Regions from separate parts of the Mus musculus genome. Here region 2 is linked to region 1. Evidence: chromatin loops called from intact Hi-C (ENCODE). Cell type or tissue: left cerebral cortex. All regions are shown on one strand. Each heading gives the region's core, and the rest is flanking DNA. Links, peaks and the distances in the headings are about the cores only. Region 1 holds the start of Sim2 (single-minded family bHLH transcription factor 2). Region 2 overlaps Hlcs (holocarboxylase synthetase (biotin- [propriony-Coenzyme A-carboxylase (ATP-hydrolysing)] ligase)).

The links. Hi-C counts contacts between places; a loop is a spot of excess contacts. Peaks named below come from ENCODE experiments on the same cell type or tissue, not always from the same donor. Only the 100,000 strongest peaks of a DNase experiment are listed, where the experiment ranks them.
Region 2: a loop joins it to region 1, with 2.4 times the contacts of the local background. A loop is called at or near these places in 6 of 42 quality-filtered maps.

Annotation. Positions count from the first base shown.
Region 1 is chr16:94,082,339-94,090,757 of GRCm38, reverse strand. Sim2 (single-minded family bHLH transcription factor 2) reads right to left here and starts at 5,498. Exons shown (of 11, transcript NM_011377.2): 1 at 4,768-5,498. The coding sequence starts at 4,942. It overlaps Gm31175 (a long non-coding RNA gene), which reads left to right and starts at 5,614. Exons shown (of 6, transcript XR_876272.2): 1 at 5,614-5,734. In left cerebral cortex, for the core only: no CTCF peak of the experiment used is centred there; DNase peaks (open chromatin) are centred at 3,638 and 3,722.
Region 2 is chr16:94,253,830-94,262,248 of GRCm38, reverse strand. The region is part of intron 5 of Hlcs (holocarboxylase synthetase (biotin- [propriony-Coenzyme A-carboxylase (ATP-hydrolysing)] ligase)); the gene reads left to right. Among named protein-coding and RNA genes, the nearest start is that of Hlcs, 32 kb to the left of the region's middle. In left cerebral cortex, for the core only: a CTCF peak has its summit at 3,319; DNase peaks (open chromatin) are centred at 3,306 and 8,135.

The DNA of each region.
Region 1 (8,419 bases), core at 383-8,382:
ATCTGTTCTCTCTCTCTCTCTCTCTCTCTCTCTCTCTCTCTCTCTCTCTCTCTCTCTCATGCGCAGAATCCTTGCCCTGGATAGGGCTTGGTGGCCAAAAGGGCTATAGCCTCCTCAGGGTTAAAACGGTGAGGCTTGAGCTCTGGCCTTCTGGCTTGTTCCCCTGGAGAGACCACAGCTAGTGCTTCCTCTCCAGTGCTCCTACCTTAGAGTCTTTCTGCTCTCTCCCAGGTCTCTGAAAAGCCCTTTCCTGGCACCCATGCCCATTTCAATTCAGCAGGTCAAGAGATGCTGATGGTGGGTGGTGAGTAGGGATGCCCGAAAGAAGACCTCCTCCTGGGTTGCTGGGACAAGGAAAGGGTTGGCTTCAAGCTTTGGGTGTCCCACCACAGGCAAGAGTGTACACACTCTGACCCCAGGGCCAAAGACCCCTGAGATAACAACCTCCAAGGCTGAATAAATACTTAGCCCTAGTTTAAGTGTGGTACCCACCAGTGGTGCCCAGAAGAAAGCTACCTGGCAGAGCCCAGGGTCCATAGGGGAAGCTTTCTTTCTGTGAGCTGCATTCCCAGTCTGCAGTGCCAGACTCTCTCTCTCTCCTGCTCCAAAGCCAGGGGCTGCATAGCAGGCCATGGCTGGACTGACCTGGGAGCTTCAGGCCTCAAAGTGCGAATAAAGAAATGGTTGTAAAGACAGATGGGCGTGTGCGCATAGGCATAGGGCAAGAGTGTCCTCGCCAAAGTCTTGAAATCAAATCATTTTGAGAAAGCATGACCTAAGTCCAGTGCCTGTGGGTATTTTGACAGAGGTGAGGGTGTGTGTGTGCAACTGAATTTAAAAGCCAAAGAATTTGGTTTTGGTAAAATTCAGACCTTGAACACTACCTCCCCCCACCCCCCACCCGTGTGTGTGTGTGTGTGTGTGTGTGTGTGTGTGTGTGTGTGTGTGTGTATTGCTTTCTCTTAAGTACATTGGGATAGGCACCTATGCCTCTCCCCTTCCCACATGATAAGAAGGCAGGAATGGAGACTCCTGATCCTGAGCCTAGTCTTGGGCCAGTCTCTCCTGCCAGGGTCCAGAGGAAGAATGCTCACTAACTAAGGGGAAGCTCATTGGGTCTCTCCTGCAGGAGGTGGATTGGTGGAATCTACAGCAGGGATGGCTCTGGCTCCCCAAAATTAGCCACCTCTATCCGCCCCATATTGAAAAGCTCCTCCAGAAGCTGGACCATGTGACCTAACACAGCTCAGGCTGCCACAGCTCTGTTTACCCACTGAAGTGTGACCCGCTCTTCCCTATCTCTAGCCCTTGTTACAAAGCCAGCCTTGATGAGATGCCCCCTCCACCCCATATTAGTTTAGCACTGGAAAGAAAACAGAGAGATAGAAAGGAGAGGTCTTTAGACACCAGACAGCTGCCCCTGTACCCTTGCTATTCAGGTGTTTCTGCGCACAACAACAAAGTAGTGTTCCCTTTCGGTTGCAAGATTCCTCAGCTCTTTTCTCACCTGCATCCACAACAATGCTGTGCAAATACTGAGTACTCAATGAGCCTGTTTTACAGAAGGCAGAATTGTCTTCAAGCCCCCAGAAATAACTGGAGGTATTCCCCAAGCTGCAGGAGACCTCGCTGCCTGACCCTTTCCAGTTTCTCTTTCTACTGGTCTCTGTACTGCTGGAGTATAGGCATTCATCATTGCCTGCCATACCATACCGTTACCGCCTGCCACGCAGTTACAGCATAAGCTGGATGGTCGGTGGGCTTGTCCGCCTTTGGCTTCACATTTCCCAGCTAGGAAGGGTTCCACTGCGGCAGCGGCAGCCCAGCGGTTCTTCACTTGTGGGTCACGATTCATAGCAGTATCAAAATTACAGTTATGAAGTAGCAATGAAAATAATTTCATGGTTGGGGTTCACCACAGCATGAGGAACTGCATTAAAGGTTTCGGCACAGAGACCCCACTGCTCTGAGGCATTAATTCTTCCCACTTCCAAAGTCCCAAGCTGCTCTTCTAGATTCTTCTTTACCCAGTAAACACCCTTGCTCAAGGCAAAAATTGTATTTGGCGGATAGATTCTTGCTCAGAGTCTTTTCGACTTGTGTGGAAGAACTGATCTAAAAAGATCCTGCCGGTGTCCAGTACTGCCCTGGCCACTAAGACCCTGAGAGCCATGGTCTTGGTTTGACTTCAAAGCAACCGTCCTCAGCCGACCCTGACCCTGGTTTCCCCAAAACAGGTTAAATCAATTACAAGAACACCTCTGGAGAAGGGAGTACATTATTTTGCATAACAGAGCTACTTCCAAAGACAAAGACTGCCCCAGACAGCGTGAGAACGGGTGCCACCGTGCCAAGTGATTGAGCAGTGAGTTCCTTACACCCTACCTAGGCTACCCTTTCTCCGAAGCATTCCTGTGACAGCATTGCTAGGAAGGGGTGTCGGAGTTAAGGCATTGCCTCCTTCCTTTTGCTGGCCTCACAATTTCGGAGCCATTTCTAGAGCTAAATGGTACCAGGCTGACCCCTTCAAGGAGTATCAAGCTTTAGAGTCACCTTCTATGAAGCAGAGGTGCCCTCCCCCACCCCACCCCCAATTGGGCAGCGTCTGAGCAATGCACTGGGGACGCTTGCTCAGGGCAGTGCCCACAGAAGGCCCACTCCCGCAGGAACCCAGAACGCAGCCAAGTGCCTTCTTATACACACCAGACTGAGAGCTTATTTAAATGGCTACTGTGCTATACACACAGCAGTGTCCTTATTTGCTGGCTAGCTCCCAAACAAGAATAGCTTACTTAGTCCTTTACCCGCAGTCCTCCCCCGCCAGTTAATCTCTGGTTTGTTTGAAATAACTGACAACATACCGTTTACTCTTCTGATAATTTTTATTTTTAAAACCCAGGAGGGTTTTAAAACCTCCTCAAGGCAGGAGGCCTGATCTCGAAGCCTATTTTGTAGCAAGCGGATAGGAAGGCTCCTTGTAGAACATCGGCTAACACCACTCTTCCGGGTGGAAAAGAAACCAACGAAAAGTTGCTGCTGTTGTAAAACCTAATTCCATATTTTAACCTTCCACGGAAACTTCAGACAGCAGCAAATCATCTCTCCTTCTCAGACCCAGGGGTCCTGACAGCAGGGAGCCAGGACCAAGAACTTTCAGCGCAGGGGGAGAAACCCCGAGGAACGTCCCTTGGGCCCAGCTGGGTATGCTTTAGGACCGCAGGGTGCTGGAGCAGGGCCCTCCCGAAGTGGGCCTGCCGGGCAGGGGCCGAGCCACCGCCTCTCGCTACCTCAGCTCCCGGGTGCTCTAAGTTCGCCGGCGCTTACTCCCGGGCCCCTCCGGACTGGAGGCTGGCACCCGCGGACCAGACAGCCGAGCTTCACCACTGTGGTGGAGGAAAATTCAGCTAAGACTCAGACAAAGTAAACACAGGCCGTGGGAGGCAGCCGCAGAGGGGGCTTACTGACCCCGCGCAACAGCACTGGTGGAGAAGCCCTGTGGCCCAGGGACACCTGTCGCCACCAGAGCAACGACTCTCCAAATCTCTGTCTTCCTTCCGCGGCGCTGGCTTTCCGAGAGGCCTGCTCTGCACTACCAGCCCTAAAGCCTGGAGGTGCTGGAGGCAACAGGCCTCGGAGCCCGGTGCTTTCTGACAATGTCAGAATCCCTCAGCCCCAGCCACAGACCCCAGACCTGATTCACTGCGGTGCCTGACCCAGCCGCCCGTCACCCGCTGGAGAGTGTCCATCCAGCAGGCCGCTATTTCCTACAAACCAGCGTCCACAGGAGAGCTGCGGCCCGGTGACAATTGCCCGCTGTAGCGCTTTCAAATCCTGAGATGTTACACTCAGGCCCACCCGCCACTTTTGAAATGATCCCTTTTCTCTTAACGGCAGCGTCCGAGCTTATCCAGTTTCTTGTCCTCCTGCCCGTATCATCGTTTCCCAGAGCAAAGGGAGGCAAGTTGGGGAAAACGATATAGGAGTCTCTCACTCGAATCTGCTCACAAACTCTCGGAGCCTCAGCGTTGGCCTGCGGTGCGCGGGCCTTCCTGTGCATTCAGCAGCTCAGAGAGGATAGAGCAGCGAGTCCTTGTCCACCAGCAGAAAAAGAGAGAAATGGAGGAGGGGGGAGCAAAAGCAGAGGCGAGAGAGAAGTAAGGAGAAGGGAAAAAATTATAATGGAGAGAGAGCAGGAGGAGGAGGAGAAGAAAGAAGAAGAAGAAGAAGAAGAAGGAGAAGGAGAAGGAGAAGGAGAAGGAGAAGGAGAAGGAGAAGAAGAAGAAGAAGAAGAAGAAGAAGAAGAAGAAGAAGAAGAAGGAGAGATAGAGAGAGAGAAAGAAAGAGAAAGAGGGAGAGAGAGAGAGAGAGAGAGAGAGAGAGAGAGAGAGAGAGAGAGAGAGAGAAGACCAGCATGGACTGGTATGGAAGGAAGGAAAGAAAGAGAAGCCAGTGAAAGGAGAGGAGGAGAGGGCCAGGAAAGAAAGGAAAGGGGGAAAGAACAACCGGAACGAACTAGCCTGCCTGTGTCAGCTTGGCAAACACTAACCCAGGAATAACGCTTGGTTTTCCCGACTCTGCCCAGAGCTTATACGTGATTGGATTGTCCCTCAGCCTTAGCTTAGGCCTGGGCCGAAGCCCCGGCGCGGCCTCCCCAGACGCGGCCACGGTAGCCAGGAGGCCGCGCGGGCTTCTCCGCGCACGGAAGCCTCCTTTCTGCAGCCGGCCGCTCAGCTCCCCCGCGCCTCGGACGCCCACCTGCAGCCTCACCTTCCGGGAAGACCGCGCGCATCTTCAGGTAGCTGGTGGTGAGTCGGATGATGGACGCTTTGTCCAGCTGCGAGGTGATGGCCGAAGGCAGCGGGAGCAGCTTGGCCAGCTCGTAAAACTCGCCATTTTCCTTCTCCCTCCTGGTTTTGGCCGCATTTTTGGACTTCTCCTTCATCGCGCCTCGGCTCTGGGCATATTAGACCTCGCTGCGCTCCAGGCCCGCGGAGTCCCGCTTGGGCTGCGGCAGCCGGAATGGGGACAGGGACGCCAGGGGTCAGGTGAGTCGGGGTGCCGGGCTCGGGCAGGTGCGGGAGACCGGCCTGGAGCACCCAACGTCTTCTGCAAGGCGCCAGCCCTGAGTCCGTCGCAAACCAGCTGCGCAGCCCCCCTCTCTGTCTGAGGCTGGAGGCTGGACCGTCCCGTGTGGACCTGATCCCAGCTCGCTCTTCCTTCTGGTCTCCAGTATCTCCCGCCTCGACCTTCCTGGGGCTGTGGTTGGCGGGCGAGCAGGCGCCGACCCTGTTTAGTCCTTAAAGGAGGGCTTGTACCCGCTGCCGCGAGGGCCCTCGGAAGGCAAGGGCGGCAGCGGCGGCGGCCGCCGCGGAGCCATGGGGCGGGAGCGGAGCGAGGTGGCAGTGGCCAGTGCCAAGCCTGAGCTCGGTGCGCTTTCCTGCCCTCCCCGGCGGTTCCGGCTTCCTTAGTCCGGTCGTCCGGAGCCCGCGATCGGTGGCGGGGCGCAGTTGCTCCGCGGTCCACGTGTGACCGAGCTGCGTTTGTTTATGGCAGACCCGCCTTCGGGCGGAGACTGGGCTGCGCGGGACCGCGGGAGGGGGGAGGGGAGGGGCCGTGGCGGGGGCGGTGAGCCTCGCCTCCGACCCCCGCCGCGGCCCGTGAGTCGCCGGCGCGCCTCCGCGTCGCCACCTCCAGGGACTGTCCCCACGAGAGACCGGCGCGCTCCCGGGGTAAGGTAAGCCGTGGTGAGTGCACGAGAAGCGTCGCGCCTACCCGCTCCGAGGTTGAGTGTCAGGGCCTGGGATCGAGGATGAGCGGCCGACGCGGTAAAGAAGGAAGGAGGGAGGGCTGCAGTGCTGGTTTCCACGGAGGCTCCGGGCAGGTCACCCGCGGGCGCGGCCCAGAAAAGGCGGCGCTAACAGCTGGCTAAGTGCCCGGCGACGGGGTGGCAATCCTGGTCTCACACTTGCACCTTCCTTGGGTGGCCGATCCGCGAGTCTAAAGGGGTGGCCCGAGGAAAAATTACTCCTTTCCCCTCCACTCATCCACACGCACGCGTGCACGACGCCTTCCAGGAGAGAGAGAGAGAGAGAGGGAGAGAGAGAGAGAGAGAGAGAGAGAGAGAGAGAGAGAGAGAGAGAGAGAGAGAACACGGGGTGGGCCAGAGGGCACGCGGGAGCGCTGAACCCAAGGGGCGCTAGCGGCAACAGGGCAATCGACTTTGGGCCAAAGCTTCAGGTCGACAATAATAGAGCCTTGGTAACCGGGAACGCTGATGCGACCCTCAGAAGTGGAGCAGAGGTAGCTGGCGAAGGGAGATTCAGTCACTGAGTGCAAGCATTCTCCCACTGCGCCACACTAGGTTAAATAATCTTGTGTCTTCCCTGCTGCTGAGGCCCGGATAGATGCCGGCACTACAGTCCCCTCGGGCGCTCAGGCGGTCGCGGTCGCCCGAACCCATCCACACTCCTCTTTGGAGCCTAAATCTTCCGACGCGGGTCAGATGCCATTTCCCAGGCGTCTTGGATCCCAGACAGAGACGCAGAGAGGTCTCAGCGCAGTTCTTTTTGTCGTCGTGGACCCCGTGGCTCGCTTGGTGGCTGTAAAGTTATAGGATGCAGAGAGTCTGACCTTGGAAACCCAGTGCCCGACACGGGATTTCCATATCCTGGCCACTGCTCCATTCCTCTCCCTCCAGTCCTCTTCCAAGCCCGAGAAAAGCTTGCAGGCCGACCAGCTCCTGGTCCTGCAGACTTCCCCACCCGCGCCGGGGGAGCTGGGCCTCCTAACCACTCGCGTGAAGCAGATTCTTCTGTCTTTTCTGGGTCCCCATTTGAAAACCCGAAGTTCGAAGGCCTTCGAGGAGTTGTAGACTGTCGTGGGGCTTCGGGCGGTTCACAAACCCCGGCCCTTCGCGCCTTAATTAAAAAAAAAAAAAAAAAAAAAAAACAAAACGGAAAAAACCGGTGCGCCAGGTGGCGTGAAGTCGCACCAGGCGGGAGCACGGAGGTGCTCACGCTTCGCGCTTGAGTTTGGAGCTCAAGTTTGGAGTTTGCTTTGAGTTTGGAGCTGGGTTCTGCGCTTGCAGGATTTTCTGGGTCCTGCAGTAGTACGGTGCACGTGTACGGAGCACGTTTGCCGGTGGTGCGGGTACCCAATGCCCAGACCTGCAGCCCTTGTCGGGAGTTCGGTGGGGCACTGTGCCTTTAGCCGCTCCGGGCAAGTAAGGGCTGCGGAGCCACCCTGCTACGGCGGACCCACTCTGGCGCCGCTTCGCAGACCTCCGAGGAATGAGCCCTGCACTCTGCAGATACATAGGGTTTAACGCTTCTCCCACGCCCCAGATTCCCGACCCTCAATTATGGACTCCCGAGAATTCCTCCCCGGCTTGAAAGGGATTACCCAGATCATAGAAACATGGCTAAGTGGAGGTGAGAGAAACCCGGCAAGCAACAAGAATTGAAACTTCTCAACGAATTTCCCAGTTTGTAACAGGAAAGCGCATCTGAACTCTTGCGACTGGATTTTCGCAGTGGAGGCCGTTTTGACTTTAGGGAGGAGATGGCAAACGCTATTGAAGTGGGTATGGGGTAGCTCCAGGCCCAGCAGACAGGCTCCACATAAGTCCTTCTCCAAACATCAAACATTGGTTAACACCACACTTCCCCAGAACTAGGGTCCCCAGCGCCACCGTCTAAAGTCCAAGTCTCTGGGCGGGTATCTCAGTACTAGAGGATTTGCAGCTAGGAAGGAGTTTAAGTCTATGTGGAATAATGAAGATGGGTCCCTGTAGTCGGGAGTTGGAGCATGGGGTTTTCAGGGCAAGGCTCCAGACATCCAGTCTATTATTGCGAGACAGAATTAATTCAGCAGCTCCGTTTGACATGGAAAAGAGGAGAGAGAGAGAGAGAGAGAGAGAGAGACAGAGAGAGAGAGAGAGACAGAGAGAGAGAGAGACAGAGACAGAGAGAGACAGAGAGAGACAGAGAGAGACAGAGAGAGACAGAGAAGGAAGAGGAGGAGGAGGAGGAGGAGGAGAATATGTTGTATGCATGGGTATATGTAGGTCACGAGGAATCCTTATTTCAGCAAGACCATGGGCACGTGAGGCCCAGCCTGCCCGTCTGTCTCCATTCCATTTCTCAGTGCTGACATTATAGAACCCCTGATCCCTCTTCCCTCTTTACATGGGTTCTGGGGATTCAAACCCAGATCCTCATGTTGTGTAGTTGGTATTTTACTTACTGAGGCACCGTGCCAGACCCTGAACAAGTTTTAATTGGCGCTGACCATAGTTTAGTACATCTATTACTTGTCTCTGACTCCAGGACTGGAGAAAGGGTCTGCTCACTGAAGCTAAAGCTAAGCAGCAAACATCAGCACCAGCCTTGGGCCCTGGGAAAGAGGCAGAGCTGAAGAG
Region 2 (8,419 bases), core at 281-8,280, 170 kb before region 1:
TTAGGCCAGAGAGACAGCTCAGTGGGTAAAGACCAGTGTAGGGTGTTGACCTTTATGTCCTAGGAACTTGTGTGTGCTCCTTATGTGAGGCGGAGGTGGAGAGTCCCGAGGGCTCCTGGCCAGGAGTCACCCTGCATGGCAAGGGACCTTGTCTCCAGCAGGGGAGAAGAGGGACACCCAAGCTTGTCCTCTGACATGTGTGTGCCTTGGTGCATGCTTACCCTGACTTTTATGAACACACACAGACGTGTATATGTACATAACACATCACACACATACAACACAGCACACACACACACACACACACACATCACACACATGCTAAAAAAAAAAAAATCCTGCCTCTCCTGAACATGCACGGACTATTTTTCTTGTCGTTACCTGAGCAATACCCAGTACAGCGTAGCAAGTATTCACACAGCGTTTGCAACATAGGACGTGTTTCTAGCCTCCTAGAGATTGCTTAAAGTCTATAGGAGGACATGCAGAGACCATGTGCCAATGCTGCGCTGTTCTGTATAAGACTTGAGATTCTGGCTTTTGGCGTCGGTGGGAAGGGGCGCAGGAACCAGTTCCCTGAGCATGACTGATGTGGATTCTGCCATCAGTTGGGATCGAAACCAGTTGTTTTGATCTGGGTTTTCCTCAGTAGGCGGGAAATCACTACTTCTGTGTGCTGATGTCTAGAAGGCTTTAGGTGTTATGTTTGCCACTCGTGTCTAAAAGGAAAACGGAAGTGTTGGCAGTGTTTCCGGAGTCCACCTCCCACCTGTATTCATCGCTGGTCTGTGAGGGATACCTGGTTTTGGGCAGCCTGCCAGATTCTCCAGGTGTGTGTTCCTACTAATCCCGTCGTGGTGACATGCTGTCAATTTCTTATTCATAGTGACAAATGATTTTGCAGAGCTCTTTCAGTTCTCAGCCAGCAGCAGGCCAGTCTGTGGGGTTAGTGATGTTAACATACAGCAAAAGCTCGGTGGCCAGGGGATGCCACACACCGAACCCACCTGCTTCGCTTGAAAAGAGCAAAATCCACCCTTCATGCCTGCACTGTGGAAAGGGGAGACGCTGCCTTCTGGGTTGGTTGCTGCCCCTGGGCGAGCTTGGTTTGTGTGGATCAGAGCTTGGCATTGTGTGGGTGCACCGTACTGACGGAGAGAGAGACAGATGACGATCCGAGAGGATTGTGTGAGGACCAAAGGAGGCAGCATGGGAGACTTGTGTAAGCACTGCAGTTTAAACGATAATGCAGCGAGTTAATGCAGCGATGGTTGGATTGTTAAGAGGTGTATTGGGTTAAGAAAACATGATGTGCTTAATAAGTTCCCGGAATCTAGGCTAAGAAATGGAAGGAAATGCTTCCAATTGAAAAATTAATATCAACACAGGATGCTCTTTTGTCCTTTAAAAACCATTCTTTTATTACATTTCATTATCTAATTTCTAAACATTTTTTTTTTTTTGAGGCAAGTTTTCACTGGCCCACACCGGCCTGGAACACACTCTGTAGCAGGGGCCACCTTTAAGCCTGCAGGGATCTTCCTGCCTCAGCAGATGTGAGCCACCAAGCCCGGCTCCGCAGTTCGCACCATTTCTAATGCATTAATCATATGGCTTTTGTTTGTGTCTTCATCATAGGAATTCCAACTCCAAGTTACTCATTGCTGTTTCATGTTCAGTTCATATGGCAAAACTTATGACTGTGATTTATGGCATAAAATTACCAAGTAGAGCCAGCAGTCCTCAGAGCTTTAGGTTCTTGTCCGTGTGGGCCAAGGCCACCTGTCTTCAGTGGAATATGACCGTCAGCCTCCTAGGCCCTCTCCTTCCTTCCTCTCCTGAGCATTGAGGATTGAACTGGAGATGGGGTTAAGTGTGTGATCCCTGCAAGCTTGCAGCCTGAGTGGTCAGAGGGCAACGCTGGCTGGCTTGCCCCTGGTCTGCTTGCCCTTTTCCCAGGCCTGACTGTAGGCCTTTTGACCACAGCAGAGAAATGAAGAGGAAAGATAGCCTTGGGTTTTCTTTTCCTGGGAAGGTTCTACTCTTTAGGTAGAACATGTACAGCTAAAATACCTAAGCTGCAGTTTTTTGCCTGAAGAGCAATGGGTATTTAGTCTCTCAGCTCTTGCACTGAGGAGGACACACTGTGGACAAGCTCTGGATGTCTTCGCAATGGGGCCTTACTTGGTGCCCTCAACATCTGCATAAAAAGCTGGATAGGTACAGCAGCCTGCCTGCAGTTGCAGCCTGTGGGGAGTGGAGGTGGGCCTCTCTGCAAGCTGACGAGCCAGATTGTCTAGCTCTGGGCTCAGCAAGAGACCCCGCCTCGGTACATACAGCGGTGAACAAATGAGAGGACGTGTGGCTTCTACACGTGACCACACACATGTTCTACACGTGTCCACACACATGTACACTCACTTGCACACATGTGTGTGCAGACACGCAGATAGAGTGAATTCGACTCTTTAAAATGTCCAGTGGCAGCCAGTGGCAGTGGGGGTGGCATTTGCTGGCTGGAGGAATGCTAGCTTACCCACTTACGATCCACGGGATGAAGTTCTTGTCAAAGGGGAAAGCCAATGTTTGCTCTGTCTAGCATACACATGTAGTCTTGGCAAGAATAGTTTTGAGATTCTTTCCGGGTCCCGGTCTCCCTCATGGACTTGAGGTCAGCTCTGAGGATGGTCATTCCTCCTGGCTGCTTCATTCTTACTGACTTCTGTTTCACGTTGAGAATTCAGGGCACTGAGCACACATGTGACCGTGGTGTGTCTTTGTTGATGTTATTTCTCAACGCTCTGATCAGAGGTCAGGGTTTTTTCCTTTTCTAGTACTGATCAAGTGTTGTGTTTTCTTGGAGCAAAAGTTCTCCAAACTATTTGAAAATAGAAACAGTAAGAGGTGGGTTTTTTTGGGCGGAGGGCGGGGGGCAGACAGAAGATTCGCCCTGCCCTTGTCCCGATGCTGAGGCTGCCACTTCAAGTTCCTGTGCAGCTCAGTTTATAAACCCAAGAGGCAATTTGATTTTCCTTCCTGCATCTGTGCACAGTAGGTCTCACTGACCTCTCTTCCTGCATCTGTGCACAGTAGGTCTCACTGACCTCTCTTCATACATCTGTGCACAGTAGGTCTCACTGACCTCTCTTCCTGCATCTGTGCACAGTAGGTCTCATTGACCTCTCTTGGATGAAAGGTACAGGAGGAGGATCCTGGCCTTTCCCATCCATTGGACCTGCCGCATGCCTTAGGAGTTTGTGCAGACTTCCTGCTTCCTGTAAAGCTCTCTGCTCATGGAAACCCACGCTCTCACCACATGATGTCGCTGCTGAGCTAGGCAACTTGAGTTACAAACCCCCTCTAACTGTAACTGTTCAGAAATTTAATTTATTCTCCATATATCAGTGTCACATAGTGTAATTTGGACATTTTCTACTATATTGGTGGCACTTTCTTTTGGGTCTGTAGAAGTCATTTCAATGCCACAGTTCATAAAATCCATCCATTCATTCAACATTTATTCAATATTAAGTCCCGTTCTAGTACAAGACGTGAAAGAACAAAATAAATAGAGAAATTATCTAAATACCTCCACTGAGGAGCAGCTGTGTTTACTCAGCGTTGAGCCCTGACGCTGCTCTTGACGGCAAGAAGCTCGCAAGATTTATGACATCCCCTCCACCCCATGTTTCTGTGTCACCCACCGTGATACAAAGAGAAACTGGGGACCCTTGGTGTCCGCTATTTGCTGAGAATTCCCTTCCTACCTGAACACCAAGACCTGCATTGGACCACCTTAGTAAAGCCCCACCATGGTGACTGGTGAGACCACTGGGAAGGCAGGGCAAAGCAGGGCTCTGCTGAGGGGCGGCTCCCTTGCCACGCTGCCTTCCTTCCGACATGGGTCTTTACATCTGATCCATCCTCCCAGGGACAGGTGGAAGGTCAGGCCTGCAGCTGAGGCCAGTATATTGAAAACCAACAACACCGCATGCTGTGTACCTGGGTCCACTAAAAGAAGACTGGAAGAGCCACGGTGTGTAGACATATGCACATGTATACGCACACACAATACACATACGTATACACACATGCACACACAAGCACATGCACACACATGTACACACAAAAACATATACACGTGTATACACATACGTATACACACATGCACACACAAGCACATGCACACACATGTACACACAAAAACATACACGTGTATACACATACACATATGCACGTGTACATGTATACACATACACATACATATACATATACATACATGCACAAACAAACATATACATACACAAACACATATACACACACAAACACACTTATATACAAACATACACACATGTACAAATGCATATATATGTGTGTGTGTATATATATATACATATACATATACATATACATATACATATATATATATATATATACATACATACATACATACACATTCTGGTGGTAAGCTTAATGTAATTTAATAACACTTCAAAGTTTTCTTTATATTTTTCAAAATTGTCTATGATAGATGTATGTTACTTTCATATTGAGCCAAGCTAGTTATTAATAAGTAAAAAAACAAGCTAGTGTGTCATCAACTTTGGAAGCCTCTCACATGTACTTAAAACCTGATTGTTTGGACTCTGACACTTGGTTGAAATTTGACATCTGACTTAATTATTGGGAGCAGTCATCCTCAATCTGGGTAGCAAATATCCTCCATATCAGATATTTATATTTTGATTCATGACAGTAGCAAAACTTCAGTTATAAAGCGGCATTGAGATAATTTTATGGTTGGGGGTCACCAGAGCATGAGGAACTATACTAAAGGGTCGCAGCATTGGGAGGGTTGGGAACCGCTGGTTTAGGGGGTGTAGCGTTGCCAGTGGGCTGTTTGACTCCTGTGAGTGGCATGTCACAGTCATGGCTGCCCGGCTTACTAGTGAGCTCCAGGGTTGGTGTGTGGGTGCCTCACTGGTGCTCACCCGTGTGAGCAGAAGGCGTTGCTGGACTAGTCACGACTGGAGCCCTGTTCCTGCTGGGGTGACCCAGAACCCTCCGCACTACTTCTCCATGAATAAACCCATACAGGGGCCAGCGAAGGTCAGGCTGACGGGCCGAACGCTTGATGTAAGATACATTATGGGCTAGCATTACATGGTGGCCTTCCTGTCAGCCCTCCATCCAGTAGAAGTGTTGGCAGGAATGCAGCATCACTGTGGGGTATGCCGTGGGAGACACACATTTTGTAAGGAAAAAACAGAGAAGGAACCCATTTCTGTGATGTTGTGTAGGAAAACTTAAACATTTATTTTATGTAAAAAGATAATAATTTTATAAATAAAAGCAGACTTCTTTTTTCAGTGAAAACTGTCTTGTTCCCCTGCCTTCTAATCTCTGTCCGAGGGAGGGCAACAAGGAGGAGGACACACTGGAGTCTCTGGCGGCTCCTGTGGAACGGCTAGGCCAGCTGGGATTTAGAGCCACCCCCACCTTCCATCTCATACCATCCCTGTCCGTGTGACATGTTGATGTTTCCCGGGTGGCCAGAGGATGCAGAAGAGCATGGACGCCTCACCTCTAGCCAGGGGGGCTGCCATTGCTCTGAGGAACCCCCACCTCTAGCAAGGGAAGCTGCCATTGCTTTGAGGAACCCCCACCTCTAGCCAGGGGGGCTGCCACTTCTCTGAGGAACCCCCCACCTCTAGCAAGGGGAACTGCCATTGCTGTGAGGAACCCAGGCTGTTTGCAGATTTCCCCCGGCCTGGCTTCCCACTCAGTTAGGGAGCACACACACATTTTTTTGTTTGTTTGTTTTGTTTTGTTTTTGTTTTTGTTTTGCTTTCTTAGGTGTGCACGAGGCTGGGCGCAGTGATGTGTAGGTGACCTGGGAGACTCCCGCTGGACTCCTGCTTGGCAGGAGCTCTTTGAGGGCGTCCAGTTACTTGCCCTTGGGATCAAGATGTAACCATAACAAGAAGCGACAACTGAGTTTGTTGATAAAGCAGCTGGGTAGAGTCATGATTGTGGTGGTGGTGCTGGTGGTGTGTGTGTGTGTGTGTGTGTGTGTGTGTGATGTCGGTGCTGTGGGAGTCGTGGCATGAATCAGTACATGCTTAAAGACAGAAAAGGGTTACAATATTCCATTTTGATTCAACCCAAGATCATAAACAAAGAAACTCTATTCCCTTCCTCAGACCCCAGCTCCTGTTGGTGATTGGCTGTTGTTGGTGAGAATCGTTTTTTATATTTGTAGATGTATCAGAAAGCCCTTAGTGTGGCCTTTCTGCCCAGGGAATCCCTTCCTGAAAATTCATTTTCAATTGCTCACATTGAAGGTGTTTAGTGTGGTGTTTTAACACATAGCTGTCACGAACTGCAAGCTTCTCTTCTGGTCTTGTTGCTTTATGACAGAATGTAGACTAAGTCATTCCATGCGGGACCTCCCTTCTGTCTGCACTGGCCACTTCATTCAGCAAATATTTGGGAGCTAATGAGGGTGGGCCAGGTGCTGGGGCAGTTTGGGAGACACAGTCATTTCTTATCTTGATGACATGCTTTTTGGCTAACCGCGTCTTCTTAATGTGCTTCATGGTCTCATCTGGACTCCCCAATAGGCAGGATGAGGTGCCTGCCTGCCTGCCTGCCTGCCTGCCTGCCTGCCTGCCTGCCCGTCCATCCATCCGTCCATCCCTGGCATGGGGAACCTGAGCTTTCATTTACTTATTTACTTAGGTGGGAATCAAACCCAGGGCCTCACTATTGTATTACCGAGCTGTGTCCTCAGCCTGAAAGTTGGGTTCTTTCTTCTTAGTATTTAAAAACAAAACTGTGTTGCGGGGTGATATATGCAAGTATGGCTGCATTAACCTGGCAAGCGTGTGGGGCAGCCAGGGACTGACCGAGATCTGTCTGTCTGCAATCACTTCTCTATGCAATGGTAATGTTGTTGTTGTTGGGAGACAGGGTCTCTCCCTGAACATGGCTCTCCCCATGTTTCGGCTAGCCTAGCTGCCTAATAGCTCCAGGGACCCCCTGGCTGCATCCCCTGCATTAGAGCTACTGCCTCTCCACTGCACCCTGCCAGTGTTGTGCTCGCCGAGCTGTCTTCCCAGGTTGTGAACTAGCTGTTTGGAGCCTAAAGTGCCTAGTGTTGTTGCTTTTTAAATTTCAATATTCCATTTAAGAAAAAAAAAATCTCTACCTGACAGATTTTTTTTTTTTTTTTAAGCACAGTTTTGACATGGAGCCCTCCCCTCCCTCCTGTGGCCTTTAGGCCTAGTTCTGAATCTTAAATAAGGGACAAACTTCTAGCAATACTTTAAAATACAGTTAAAGAAATATTTCTTTGGAGATCCAAATCGGAGAGAAAGTCGGGGTCCCAGGTGCACTGGGTGGCTCCTGGTGTGCGTGCGTCTGCTGAGGTCTTGTGGCGGCTGCTTTACAGAACAGCCCAGAGCAGCTGGCAGATTAAAGCCAACATTTAAAAGCTTTTATAGCTGCGAATGTTTTCAAGGGCCTTTCATATACCTTTCTCTCTTTTCTTCTTTCTCTCCCCACCAATACTGGAATTTTTTTTTTTTTTTGTTCATTTTGACTGACTTCCTGTTATCAAGTACAATGCCCGTGTAAAGGCCACACAATCCCTTTTAACTCCGAAATGCAAAAAGCGGAATTCACGGGGTGTTGTCCTCAGTCTCCTTTTTACAGGCTGTTTTTGCGAGGAGCCTTTGAGCTACTGGGTGACCTGCCTTTGTGTGTGGATCTTGTTCTCACAAGCATGTTCCAAAGCTGCCTTCGGGGTCCACACTGGAGGGCAAACATCAGGCAGGAGAGAACTGCTCACGGGAGAAGGAGATGCCCACAAGACAAACGCGGCTCCTGTTGCTTCCCGGCCAGGCCTTGCTGAGTTTCAGCGCATGATTTTGGTTTTCTCTGAGCCGACTTTTTTTTTTTTTTTTTTTACGGTAGGATCTGGAGGGGTTGGTGGAGGTCCACGCAGCTCTGCAGCCGCTTGCTCACGGTTACGCCGTGGCTAGGAAGGGCGGCTCTGTTTCCATAGACTATTTATATCCAGCGTTTATGCAGTCACAGATTTGTGGATGGGAAGCAGGCTCATTTGGAATAAAAAAATCCTCCAAGAGCAAATGCTTTCTGTCTCCTACACTAGCTCCCTAATAGCTGCCATGTGTGAGCGGGTTTGCATTGTGCCGTTCGTTACCTCCTGGGAAGCCGACTGAAGCCGTTTCTACTAAATCTCGGAACGTTCTTACCAGCAGAATTTTCTCTCTCAGGTCCGACAGACACATCCCTAGGAGATAGCCCACACTGGTACTGGGTTAGGGGGCACCATCAAAAGGCCCTGTGATCAGGTGCAGAGGTGAGACCTGGATTCAAGGTGGCCGGTGGTAGG